Linked DNA regions of Homo sapiens: all the other regions are linked to region 3. A link is a contact called in ENCODE Hi-C or POLR2A ChIA-PET data. All regions are on one chromosome and are shown on one strand. Each heading gives the region's core, a stretch centred on a gene start or an enhancer-like site at or near the end of the contact. The rest is flanking DNA. Distances are from core to core; before and after follow the strand shown. Region 1 holds the start of LINC02970 (long intergenic non-protein coding RNA 2970). Region 2 overlaps DIDO1 (death inducer-obliterator 1). Region 3 overlaps NTSR1 (neurotensin receptor 1). Region 4 has its middle 26 kb from the start of GATA5.

Region 1 (2,775 bases), core at 204-2,703, 140 kb before region 3:
CTTCTTTGGGGTTCACTGAGCTTCTTGAATGCTTACATTTATGTATTTCACCAGACTTGGGATGTTTCAGCCAATATTCCTTCAAATAACTTTCTGCCCCAACCTCCTCCTTGCTTTCTGGAACCAGGTATGTGCTGGGCCTTTCGATACGACCCCAGCTGGCCCGTGATGCTTGTTCTTGTTTTTCCTCTTTATCTTCGTTCTTCGGAGTGGATATTTTCTATTTATCTGTCTTCACGTTCGCTGGCTTTCCTTTGTCTCCATTCTGCTATTGAGTCCATCAGTACAATTTTAATTGCAGATACTCTATTCTTTTAGTTCAAAAATACTCATTTGTTTATTTTTTTTCCTACCTCTCTGTGAGGTTTATTATTCATTTCATCTAATGCTCCTTTCTGAGGTGTGTGTGCGTGTGCTGTGTATGCGTGCAACTCGCAAAGCAGTTACCGCGGCTGCTGTAGGCATCTGTGTCAGTTGGGGCTGGCATCTGAGCATTGTCTGTTCTCTTGAGGATGATCACACCTTCCTAGTTTTGTGTCTATTGAGTAATTTTGTTTTACGTCTGAGCACACCGTGTGGACTCTGGGTGCTGTCCTAGCCCTCGGGGAACGTTGCTGTTTCCACTTTAGCAGCCAGGTTCATCCCAAACCCCACCTCTCTCAGTGTGGTTCTCAAGACCTTTGCTGGGTTGGCACTGCTGGGTGGCACTGTGAGACTTATGCGGATTCATGCACAGAATTAGGCAATTGCCGTGTCCAGCCCTCCCCCTTCCGGGGTTCCGCCCCCTCTCTTCCCTGGCTCTCCCCCTTCTAGGGTTCCGCCCCCTCTTTTCCCCTGCTCTCCTCCTTCCAGGGTTCTGCCCCCTCTCTTCCCCCACTCTCCCCCTTCTGGGGTTCTGCCCCCTCTCTTCCCCGGCTCTCCCCCTTCCAGGGTTCCACCCCTCTCTTCTTCCCCGGCTCTCCCCATTCTGGGGTTCCACCCCTTTCTTACCTGTAGGACTCCTTTTCCCAGGTTGGGGTTTCTATCTGCGTTTTAGCTGCTTGTGTTGCCATGTGGATCTGAGAGTGGGGCTTGCCCTCCAGACAAAGCCACAAGGAGGAAACCAGAAACTCCACGGCAGGTCACTCCTCCAAGTTCCGCCTCCGCCCTGCAGTCTCCTTACTTTGCAGGTCCTCAGTAGTTGTCTGTGTCTCATCCAGAGCTTGGTCACAGTTAGGGGAGGGCTAGGCTAAGCCATAGCAGGCTCGTGGATAAAACGTCACCTCCCTGGCTCTTTCCCAGGATTTCCTGGCAGAGGCCACATTTATAAGCCATGCAGTGTAGTCACCTGCTGTGTGCCAGGCAGCAAGCGCCATTAGCCCGGGAGGTGGTGAACAGCTCCTGGGGGCACCAGCCAGCACCGTCACCGTTTGGCAGCGGAGGCTGCGGCCAGCTCCTTGTCAGGTGAATGTGCTGCATGTTGATGCAACACCTTCCTCTTCTTGCCAACCCTGGGCCAATGTCCTCAGACACAGGCAGCAACGGAAGTGGCCACCTGCCCACCATGGCCTGGGGAGAAGGGGGAAGGGTCTGACTGGGGGAGCCTCAAGACTGTGCCACTTGCCCCAATCCCATGAGAGGCACCTGCTATGGCACCTCGAGCTGGGGCAGAAGGCCTGGAGCCCGTGCCTGGATGCTGCCCAGGACTCTCAAGCTAGTCCAGTGGCCTTGGCTGCAAAGTCCTGCTCAGGCCCACGTTTCCCCAGTGCCTTGCCCAGCTCCAGAGGGAAGTGATTGACCGCAGAGCCGATGAGCTCAGAGCCGGTGGTGGGCAGTCTGGCCGGATGGCGGTGACTCAGGGAAGCGGAGGGGCTCCCCCCACCCCGCTGCTGCTGCCCCCCGCGTCCCCCCCGCCTGCAGTAACTGACAGGAAGGGGCGGGAGGCGGATGGGCCGTGACAGCTTAATGGCTTCGGTTAAAGCATCCTCTGATCGTGCTGGCGCTGGGAGAGGCTCTGAGCTCGGGTGGCACTGCGGGCACTCTGGACACTGTCTCCGGCTGCCGCTGAGCTGGGAGGCTCCTTTCCAGCAGGCCACGCGGTCAGGGGCACCTCCTGCCGCAGCACCTGCCCAGCCCTCTGGGGACCAGAGTGAGCAAAGTGCTGGTGCTGGACCTGGCCACCGCCAGAGGCAAACACAGTTGGCCAGACCCAGGCCCCACCTGTTCACGAGATGCCCCATCCCTTGGAGCCTCCAGGAGCCAGGGCAAGTGTGGAGGCAGGTGAGACCCAGCGCCAGCGTTTGCTTCAACCAAAGAACCACAGCAGAGCCGCTGGGGACAGCTTGTTCAGCCAGTGCATAATCAGTACTCAGGATTGTGGCTGGTGCCCCTGGCAGACTCAGCCCTACGGGGATCGGCCCCCAGACGTGCCACAGCTTGGCCACTCTGCTCTGAGGAGCTGTCTGTGCCCAGCACGCGTTCCAGCTTCTGGGATGCACAATAGGCGCCCAGGCCTAGGCTGCGGGACGACCATGCTTGCTGCTCACAGCGCCTGTGAGTCAGAGACTCCGACAGGCCACTTGGGATGGCCCAGGCCTCCTCCCCAAGGTCTGCAGCCTCCTCGGGGAAGCCTTGGGGCCAGAGCCTGGAGACTCCAGAGGGAGTCTCCTACAGACGATGCCGCCATCAGTGGGACCTGCAGCCGGGATCTCGGGCTGGGCCTCTCCGGCAGCCCCACATGTGACATGGGTGGGCTTCCCGAGGCCAGCACTTGAGAGAGAGGTGGAAGCCGAGACG
Region 2 (2,864 bases), core at 29-2,528, 160 kb after region 3:
AAAATTAACTGCTCCCTTTCTAAAGGCAACCTTTGTCATCCCTCATCTGTGCTTTAAAGAGCATGGAAATGGGCAGTCAGGTGAGTGAACGGCAGAATGTTCCAAGCCGGGCCTCTGGGAGCAGTGTCCTACAACACGCAGAAAGCCCCATTCCTGCTCTGAACGGACATGTTCTATCCAGCAACTGTTCCAGGGACCCGAGCACACACCCATTCCACTCCAGGTGGGACAGCATGGCTGGTGCTCAACTTGGGTCAGCTGCTGCTGAAATGGGGACAGAAACTTTTTAGTGGAGCTAAAATTCAATTTGCAAGTTCATCCAAATTTGCTTTGAACTATTACGTTGTGTATAACTTCAGAGAAGGGCAAGCAGCAACTCCAGGCAACCCAGGAAAAAACCCCACTGCAGAAACACAGGGCTCTGTCAGGGTACGAGCCTCCCCTACACGCTGCTGGGCCCCCTGGGGGCAGCAGTGGTGGTGACCTGGTCACACCGCACAGCACTGATGCCTGAGAGCCAGGGGTCCCCTGCCCCTCCCCACACCTCTCTGCCCCTTGGTCGCAGTGCTGTCTCCTTTAGCTCCCACATTCTGGGGGCCTGCCCAGGCCACTGGCCCAGATGAAACTGTTGCTGCCGGGTCTGGGTTTCAGCCAACTGCAGAATGAAGCAGGTCGTCGTCGTGCACAGGGATCAGCAGCACACTCTAATTGGCCAATTTCCCCCAAAGCAGAAGGCTGGCTGGCTTGGGTGCTACAGCGCCTCTGGCCACTGGGTGGCACCAGGGCCTGAGCAGAGACGGGGAGGAGAAAATCAGGCCCCCACTGGAGGATGGTGCTACTCCGCTCCTCTCTGCAGAACCCATCCAATTGCCCCAGTGGAAGTTTTAGCAGGACAGGGATTAAAATATGGGGCAAGAGACCAAGTCTGCTCAGTTCTGGACTGTCCAGAGGCCCCCATGTAGCAACCTTATGTGCTGGATGGCTCCCCACAGGGAAAGGAACTGGTTATAAAAATCACTAAAATAAACACCACACGCCCTCACGTAGGTGTTGACAATGAAGTGGCCTGCCCTGTCGCGGTACTGCTGGCTGGTTTAGGGAAGCTGGGGCACTCAGACCTCCACTGGTCTCCCACGGTGTCCTGAATCCTGCCTATCACCATCCGCTACAGCTCTAAGGGCTGTTTCTATGCTATGCACCTGAAAACAGACTCAACAGTCAGTGAAGGAACTGTGGAAGTAAATTCTGTTCACTGTGACGTCAGGCCTATTTGCAGCCCTCAGTGAGGCGTGTGTACAACAATGCAGTTTCCTGCTTTACCTGTTTCTTCACTCCAAGATTGCCCCTAGTGGGAACAATCAAGGTGGCAGCGGCAAGAGAAAATGTTCTGCTTTTGCTCCTCTCAACATGCTAGAATGTGTTCACATGAATTCGCCTTTTATAAGTAGTTACTAGTTTGCTTTCATGTTGCGGGGAAACAGTTACTTCCCAAATACAGCAGGCAGACTACATCGCAGACGCTCCTCAGAGGAGACCATCACTACAGCCAGGACGCCCTTGCAGGGTCCACAGCTAGACTGCCGTGTTTTGGAATACTCAAAGCTTTCCTTGGTCAGTTTTCTTACTAATACCCGCTACTTGAGTGCCTTCCAACTTAATGGAGAGGTGTGTAATTCTCCCTAAGAAACTCGTGTGATGAGGGCCACGTGGACAGATGGACGTTCCACTCAACTGCAATTTCAGTTGTGCCCAGCTGCACATGGTGTGTGCCTGGCTGCCAAGCCCATTTGGGAGCAGAGCTGCTGCTCTTCCCAAGATCTCCCACACGAGTAATTTAACCTTTATCTAAGTTGTTTACTACTTAAACCAACATGTTAGGGGCATGTTAAAATTAGTCCACAACCCTCCCCTGTAATCCCTCCAGTCCTAAAGGGCCATACTCAGTATAAAGCCCCTAGCTGACAGCACCAAGCAGGTCAGTTGAGGATAAAGCCAGTTACCTTAAGCTCTTCTTGCCGAACTCTTCCAGGTTTGCGGCAAATGAAAGTTGCCGCAACCTTCATTTAAATAAGTAGCAAAAATTCTTGTCAATATTCTAAGTTACTTCTCTAACTTTTAGAAGCTAAGAATATAACTATGTGTATGTTGATGTGTTAACAGAAAAAAAAAAAAAAAAACCTAGTATTATTTTACAACTTTATACAAATCTACCTGAAACTTGTGTACCACATTGGAGGAATTGTAGCAGGCGTCTTCAGAGCTGACCTCTGCACTCTGTGACACCGAGAATGCCGAGGAGGCTTTCCCGAGTATTCATCTTTAGACTATGAGTAGATCCACAGCTCCGAAAGGTCCTATGAAGGTCACTGAAGAGGTGGTGAATTCAGGGGGACCGATCCTGCTGGAAACTTCCATCCCTGCACCCCACCTGCCCAAGGTGGCTGAAGCATAAGCACAAAGGGGCACCTGAGGGATGGACAGGGGCACCACGGGACGGTGCTGATGTGGGACTTCACCGTGCAGGGTCACGGTTACGGAGGTGTGAAACCTTTCCCTGATGTAATTTTCTCAATGGCAGGCTGCTTTTTAAGTTTATAAAAAGTAAAACACTTAAAAATAACAAAAGAATGTCATTACTGACAGCCAAGAAACTTCCAGTTATATGGATAACGTAAAAAAACAACTATCAAGCTATATTCTTTCTCAGAACAAATTCTGATTTTTCTAATTGGGAGGAAGAGATTGGTGGACACGTAGAGTCTGATGACTCCCAGTCTCGTTTTATTGCCGCTGACAACTCTGGAGGAGACAGATAAAAAAAGAGCTCACGCGACCAGTGAAACAAGCCACCCTCCTCTCCCGGC
Region 3 (2,700 bases), core at 122-2,621:
GCTGGGCAGCTGGGGAAGCAAGGAGAGCCAGGTGTCACTGAGTCAGTCCCTCCCATGCAGGTACTTGGGGGTGTGAGGGGCCGCCCCCGGCCTTCCTCTCTCACCCCTACGGCCTCTTCCGGTGGGTGAGGACACTTGGCTCTGTGTGTTCACCATAATCAGATTCACCACAACAGGGCAGAACACTAATTCCACTGACACCGCTGAGATGCTGTGTAGAGCCAGATGTCTGTGGGACACGGCGGCCAGCTTTGCCAGGGCGTGGCCACTAGGCGCTGGGAGGGGCAGGATGTGCCTGATGCCCATATGTCTGCATGGCAGAAAAGCACACAGAGAACCGTGGGGCTGGAGGTGCAGCGGCCGGCGACGGCCAGAACTGGAGAACAGGCCGGCGGGGTGCGGGACGCATATGCTGTCCCGCAGGCAACTGGGAACACTTGCTCTTTTCCAAATCTGTGCTCTGACATGGAAAGTTAAGTCGTGCTGGGACTGCTGGCCCCTGGCCGCACCGCCTCGTCCCCAGCTGCAGGGCCTCCCCCTTGATCACAGCAGCTCCTCCTTGGTCACAGCTGGGGCTTTGCACAAACTCCCCGGAAACCCAGGGCTTGCGTTTGCAGGTCTCTGGGCTTTTCCTGCATGGAGCAGAGAACTTTTCCGGATGGTGTGGCTTTTTTCAAGGAACCGGGCTCCAAAGCGCTCTGTGCTAAGTGTGTTAGCTCCACTTCTGATCTGTCACGTTAGTGCCCTGCGTTTTAGAAAAGTATGAACGAAAGCCTCAGCAAACCGGATCGAACGGGCTCATTCGCAGCCATAGGGTGAGCGGCAGGCAGATCTTACAAGCCGTGCAGGCCGGAAGGAAAAGGGTTGTGGGGCTCATTCTTAGTCATAGGGTGAGCGGCAGGCAGATCTTATAAGCCGCACAGGCCGGAAGGAAAAGGGTTGTGGGGCTCATTCTTAGTCATAGGGTGAGCGGCAGGCAGATCTTACAAGCCGTGCAGGCCGGAGGGAAAAGGGTTGTGGGGCTCATTCTTAGTCATAGGGTGAGCGGGAGACAGATCTTACAAGCCGTGCAGGCGGGAGGGAAAAGGGTTGTGCCGACAGTCTGAGGGTGGAGACCAGAGCTGTGGACTCGAGCCCAGGGGAGCCCCCACCTGGCCACGGTTTCCTCATCTGAGAAACAGGAGTGCGAGGCCCTACCAGGGATCCTTCCCGCTCAGATCCCCAGAGAGGTGGGGGCCGTGACCGGGGCCAGAATTCCACCCCTCACTCACTGCTCTGCGCAGCCTCCTGGGCTTGTCAAGAGTTTTTAAAGCCCTGTCGTGCTTCCCAGCAGATGCCTTGTGGGTGTGAGCATTCTCATGGGCTTGAAGCTGGCAGATATTTGAAAACATGGCAGAGACCTGCAGCCCGCAGCCTCAACCGCTGGCTGTCACCTGCCGCTGCCTGTGATTTACTCTTGAGAAGTGCTGGAGCAGCTGAAAAGCAACTCGCCACCCCAGCACTGCCCTCAGAGTGACTAATGGGGCACACTGGGGTTCTGGGCCCCGGCCAGGCTCAGCGAGGGGAGGGCCGTTCCCGGGGCTGAGGGCCAGGGGCCTCCCCTCCTCCTGTCCTGGAGGGCACCTGCCCAGCACAGGTAGAGGAGGCAAGGGTGTCAGGAAGGCTCTTTCCCTAATCTGACTAAGGCCCTCTGGGCTAAGTCAGGGGTCTCCCGGCAGCCAGGCTGCTAAGTCAGGGGTCTCCCGGCAGCCAGGCTGCTGCCAGTCCCGCAGCTCAGCCGGGCACAGACAGGATGTGGCTTCCAGGGGCTTCTGTTCTGCCAAGTCCCCACTCAGACAATGGCCTCTATAGCTCCAGCAATCAGGAGGGAAAAGATTCCAACTCCCACACTCAGGGCTCCCTGCTGCCTGGAAGAGGAGAGGAGGGCAAACCTCTTGCAGAGGTGACGGGTGACTCACCAGCCCCGCTCAGAGGACGGGTCTGCAGGTGGCCAGAGTTCTCCTGATGGGGTCCTTGCCCCCAGCTGGCTTGGGGGTCCCTACACCGGCCCCCTGCCCCACACCATGTTCCTCCCACCCCATGTCTGTGCGCCCCTTCGAGCATGCCTGGGCATTGTCCATGGTACTGAACCCCTGAGGCTCCCTGGGGCTCTGGCATTCTCTTGAGCCTTTCCCAGAAATTCCAAACCAGAAGAAAAGTGCAGGGAACAGAGTGGAGGAGCCATGGACAGAGGCTGTGGGGCAGGCTCAGTCCCTGAGAGGTCGCCAAGGAGCCACAGCCTTGGACTAGATGCTCTCAAAACCTGGCAATGGCCCACAGAAGGCATCTGCTCAGGTGAGGTACATGCCACAAAGCTTCACCAGTGGGGATGAGGATCTGCTCATAGGATGGCCCCTGATGGAGGAAGTGGGAGCTCAGGCTGTGGGATCAGGCCCCTGGGTTCACAACTGTGCCTGGGTTTCTTTATCTACAAAAGGAGCCTGACAGGAGCCTCTGCCTCACAGATGAGACCTGTGTGCCTGAGGTGGTGCACACAGAGTATGTGTAGACCCCAGGACAGTCGATGTCAGCTAGAAAGTGAAGGTTAGAGGAATTCAAACCGTTATTTTTAATACTGAGCCAAAACCTGCACATCAGAGCTCTCTGATGGAGGCGTGGACGGGGTCGTGAGGGGCCAAGTACTAGCCAGAAGCTGCGCCG
Region 4 (2,851 bases), core at 180-2,679, 240 kb before region 3:
CTGTGAGCCTGTGTGCGTGTGCGGGTGTGTGCAGGCATGTCTTACTGTATACGTGTAGTTGTGAGGGTGTCTCTGTGAGCGTGTCTGTGCATGTGAAGGTGTGTCCATGCGTGTGAGGGCGTGTGCAGGGGTGTATATGTGTGAGTGTGAGGGTGTATTTGTGTGTCTTACTGTATATGTGTGTGAGGGTGTGAGCCAGCGTGTGTGTCCATGCGTGTGAAGGTGTGTGCAGGCATGTCTTACTGTGTATGTGTGGGTGTGAGGGTGTCTGTGAACTTGTGTCATACATATGTCCATACGTGTGAGGGTGTGTGCAGGCCTGGCCTCCTGCACTAGTGTGGGTGTTTGTGTGTGCAGGTGAGAGGGTGTCTGCCTCTGCTGTCGTGGGTTGGGATTCGTGTGTGCAGGTGAGTGGGTGTCTGCGTGTACTGCTAGTGTGGGTGTTCGTGTGTGTGTGTGAGCGGGTGTCTGCGTGTACTGCTAGTGTGGGTGTTCATGTGTGCGGGTGAGCGTGTGTCTGCGTGTACTGTCGTGGGTTGGGATTTGTGTGTGCGGGTGAGTGTGTGTCTACATGTACTGCTAGTGTGGGTGTTCGTGTGTGCGAGTGAGAGAGTGTCTGCGTGTACTGCTAGTGTGGGTGTTTGTGTGTGCAGGTGTGTGTCTGCGTGTACTGCTAGTGTGGGTGTTCGTGTGTGCGGGTGAGCGTGTGTCTGTGTGTACTGCTAGTGTGGGTTGGGATTTGTGTGTGCGGGTGAGCGTGTGTCTGCGTGTACTGTCGTGGGTTGGGATTTGTGTGTGCGGGTGAGTGTGTGTCTGCGTGTACTGCTAGTGTGGGTGTTCGTGTGTGCGAGTGAGAGAGTGTCTGCGTGTACTGCTAGTGTGAGTGTGTGTGCAGGTGAGTGTGTGTCTGAGTGTACTGCTAGTGTGGGTGTTCATGTGTGCGGGTGAGCGTGTGTCTGCGTGTACTGTCGTGAGTTGGGAGCCGTGGATGCCACGCAAGCCCCGAAGCCCCAGCTTTCTGAGCAGCTGGCCTGTGACGGCGGCATCTCAGGCGGCTTGGCTGTGTAGTGGGGATCCCCCAGCAGGCTCCAGGACCAGGGTCTTCTCTTTGGCTCCAGGTGACCCCAGCAGACTGGCCCTGCACCTGGCCCTGTGTTGACATCTCCAGAGGGTTTGTGAGCAGAGATGAGGGCACCTGTGAGGTCAAGGATAGTCTCTGTGTGGCAGCGGGACCTTGGGCCCAGGGGCAGCCTGTGGCTCTGAGGATGGCTGTGAGTACTTGGCAATGACCCTGTTAGTTGAGCTTGTGCCCGGCAGGGCTGAGATCTCCCAGCATGTGGCATGGGCCCCTCACCACCCCGAGTATGGACCCTGATATGGTCTGGCTCTGTGTCCTCACCCAGATCTCATCTTGAGTTGTAACTGAATTGTAATCCTCATGTGTTGGTTGGCAGAGGGACCTCGTGGAGGTGATGAGATCATGGGGGCGGTTCCCCCATGCTGTTCTCAAGACAGTGAATGAGTCTCATGTGATCTGATGGTCTCATAAGGGCTTTTCCCCCTTTTGCTCTGTGCTCATTCTTTCTCCTGTCACCCTGTGAGGAGGTGCCTTCCGCCATGATTGTAAGTTTCCTGGGGCTTTCCCAACCAGGCGGAACGGTGAGTCAACCAAACCTCTTTTCTTTATACATTACCCAGTTGAGTATTTCTTCATAGCAGTGTGAGAGAGGCCTCATAAAGACCCACTTCGTAGATGCACCGAGACTCAGACCCTGAGGTGGGGCTGGGTGGCCGCAGGCTGCTCAGGGGTCTCAAGTGAGTGTGGTGGGCTAGGCCACCCGCGGTTATGCTGCCCATTTCATCCCCCTGCCTGGGTGTGGGTCTTGGTGTGTGGGGTGGGATTACAGGAAGGAGCAGTGCCCTGGGCTGGCCTGCTAGGGGTGGCCCAGCCAGGAGGCTCCCAGCAGGGTCGGCTCTCGGGAGCTGGGTCATGGAGGGTGGGGACATGAGGGTCAGGGAGAGGGCCCAGCTCCCTGACAGCTCCTGGGGCTCTGTGGCAGGGAGAGCAGGTCTGCTGGGGCCAGCTCATGCTTCTGGGGCGCAGCCTTGCCCTGACCCATGGGCTCAACGGAGGGCCGGGTGGGGCTCCCACAGAGCAGTGGGCCTTGGGCCTCAGCTCTTCCCAGATGGAAGCTCTCGAGCAGATGAGAGGGGCTGTGAGCTCCTATGCGCTGGCTCTCCACGTCCCTGCTCCTCCTCTTCCTGGTCACCCCTGCCAGCCCCTTCCTCTGGTGCTTGACCTCGCCCTACTCCCCACCTCCCGGCCTGTGAGCAGCCTTGGCCCGGAGCTGCCCTTCCTGATCATGGTCGGGACCCCAGGCATCTGCCCCTACGTTGGCCTTTGCCAACAGCTGCTCAACCTGCGAGGAGGTGCAGGGAGCCGCCGGCCCCGCTCCTTGGACCTGATCATGGGCAGGTGGAAGCAAACCGCCTCTGAGAAGGGCTGCTCCACAGACACTGCAGGAGTGCCTGGGTCCCAGGACAGACCCTCTGTTGGGTGCAAGGGATGAGGATGGCTGTCCCCACATGTCTCCTAGAGAACCTTCAGGTGGGAATCCTTTTAAGTGAAAATATTCAAAACAACCAAGCTCTCCAAGCTGTGGAGGGCGATTCTCAGACTTCTCGCCCGGCGCTGCCAAAATCCTGTAGCCGGGGTGGATGGGGTGCCCTGGCTGCCTCCCCCAGCCCCTGACAAACCGGCCATCTGGCCTTGGCAGGTGACCCCTCCTCAGCAGCATCCTTGACACCGCCAAGGTGAATTTGCACCTAGAGGTCCCGGCAGGACTTCGTT

The links. A loop is a pair of places that touch in the nucleus more often than their neighbours do. ChIA-PET counts read pairs that join two places held with the same protein, here RNA polymerase II (POLR2A). Pooled maps may share reads with other maps.
Region 1: a map of CD14-positive monocyte shows a loop between it and region 3 (15-fold over the local background). The contact joins the promoter of LINC02970 here to the enhancer-like site in region 3. A Hi-C loop is called at or near these places in 1 of 168 maps with a recorded cell type or tissue (CD14-positive monocyte), 9 of 37 single-sample maps with no recorded cell type and 9 of 50 pooled maps. POLR2A ChIA-PET finds 5 or more read pairs at or near these places in 4 of 52 experiments (HCT116, activated CD4-positive, alpha-beta memory T cell, activated naive CD8-positive, alpha-beta T cell and 1 more).
Region 2: a loop to region 3 is called in a pooled map, with 3 times the contacts of the local background. The contact joins two enhancer-like sites. A Hi-C loop is called at or near these places in 2 of 50 pooled maps. POLR2A ChIA-PET finds 5 or more read pairs at or near these places in 2 of 52 experiments (MCF 10A and naive thymus-derived CD4-positive, alpha-beta T cell).
Region 4: a pooled map shows a loop between it and region 3 (10-fold over the local background). The contact joins two enhancer-like sites. A Hi-C loop is called at or near these places in 1 of 168 maps with a recorded cell type or tissue (vagina), 3 of 37 single-sample maps with no recorded cell type and 9 of 50 pooled maps.

The regions. Positions count from the first base shown.
Region 1 is chr20:62,601,988-62,604,762 of GRCh38, forward strand. It overlaps LINC02970 (long intergenic non-protein coding RNA 2970), which reads right to left and starts at 1,454. Exons shown (of 2, transcript NR_184037.1): 1 at 991-1,454. RefSeq lists enhancers at 1,665-2,454, 2,455-2,775 and a silencer at 1,773-1,922.
Region 2 is chr20:62,899,658-62,902,521 of GRCh38, forward strand. All of the region lies in intron 6 of DIDO1 (death inducer-obliterator 1), which reads right to left. Among named protein-coding and RNA genes, the nearest start is that of SNORA117, 18 kb to the left of the region's middle. RefSeq lists enhancers at 280-1,134, 464-713. Within about 2 kb of position 1,279, at least 15 of the 41 ENCODE cell types and tissues checked have a DNase peak (open chromatin) inside an H3K27ac peak, as active enhancers do.
Region 3 is chr20:62,739,465-62,742,164 of GRCh38, forward strand. The region is part of intron 1 of NTSR1 (neurotensin receptor 1); the gene reads left to right. Among named protein-coding and RNA genes, the nearest start is that of NTSR1-AS1, 5.5 kb to the left of the region's middle. RefSeq lists enhancers at 296-1,495, 476-1,104. Within about 2 kb of position 1,372, at least 21 of the 41 ENCODE cell types and tissues checked have a DNase peak (open chromatin) inside an H3K27ac peak, as active enhancers do; they include CD14-positive monocyte, HCT116 and endothelial cell of umbilical vein, where a contact is called at or near this core.
Region 4 is chr20:62,500,487-62,503,337 of GRCh38, forward strand. No RefSeq gene overlaps it. Among named protein-coding and RNA genes, the nearest start is that of GATA5, 26 kb to the left of the region's middle. RefSeq lists enhancers at 1-81, 1,547-1,776. Within about 2 kb of position 1,430, at least 5 of the 41 ENCODE cell types and tissues checked have a DNase peak (open chromatin) inside an H3K27ac peak, as active enhancers do.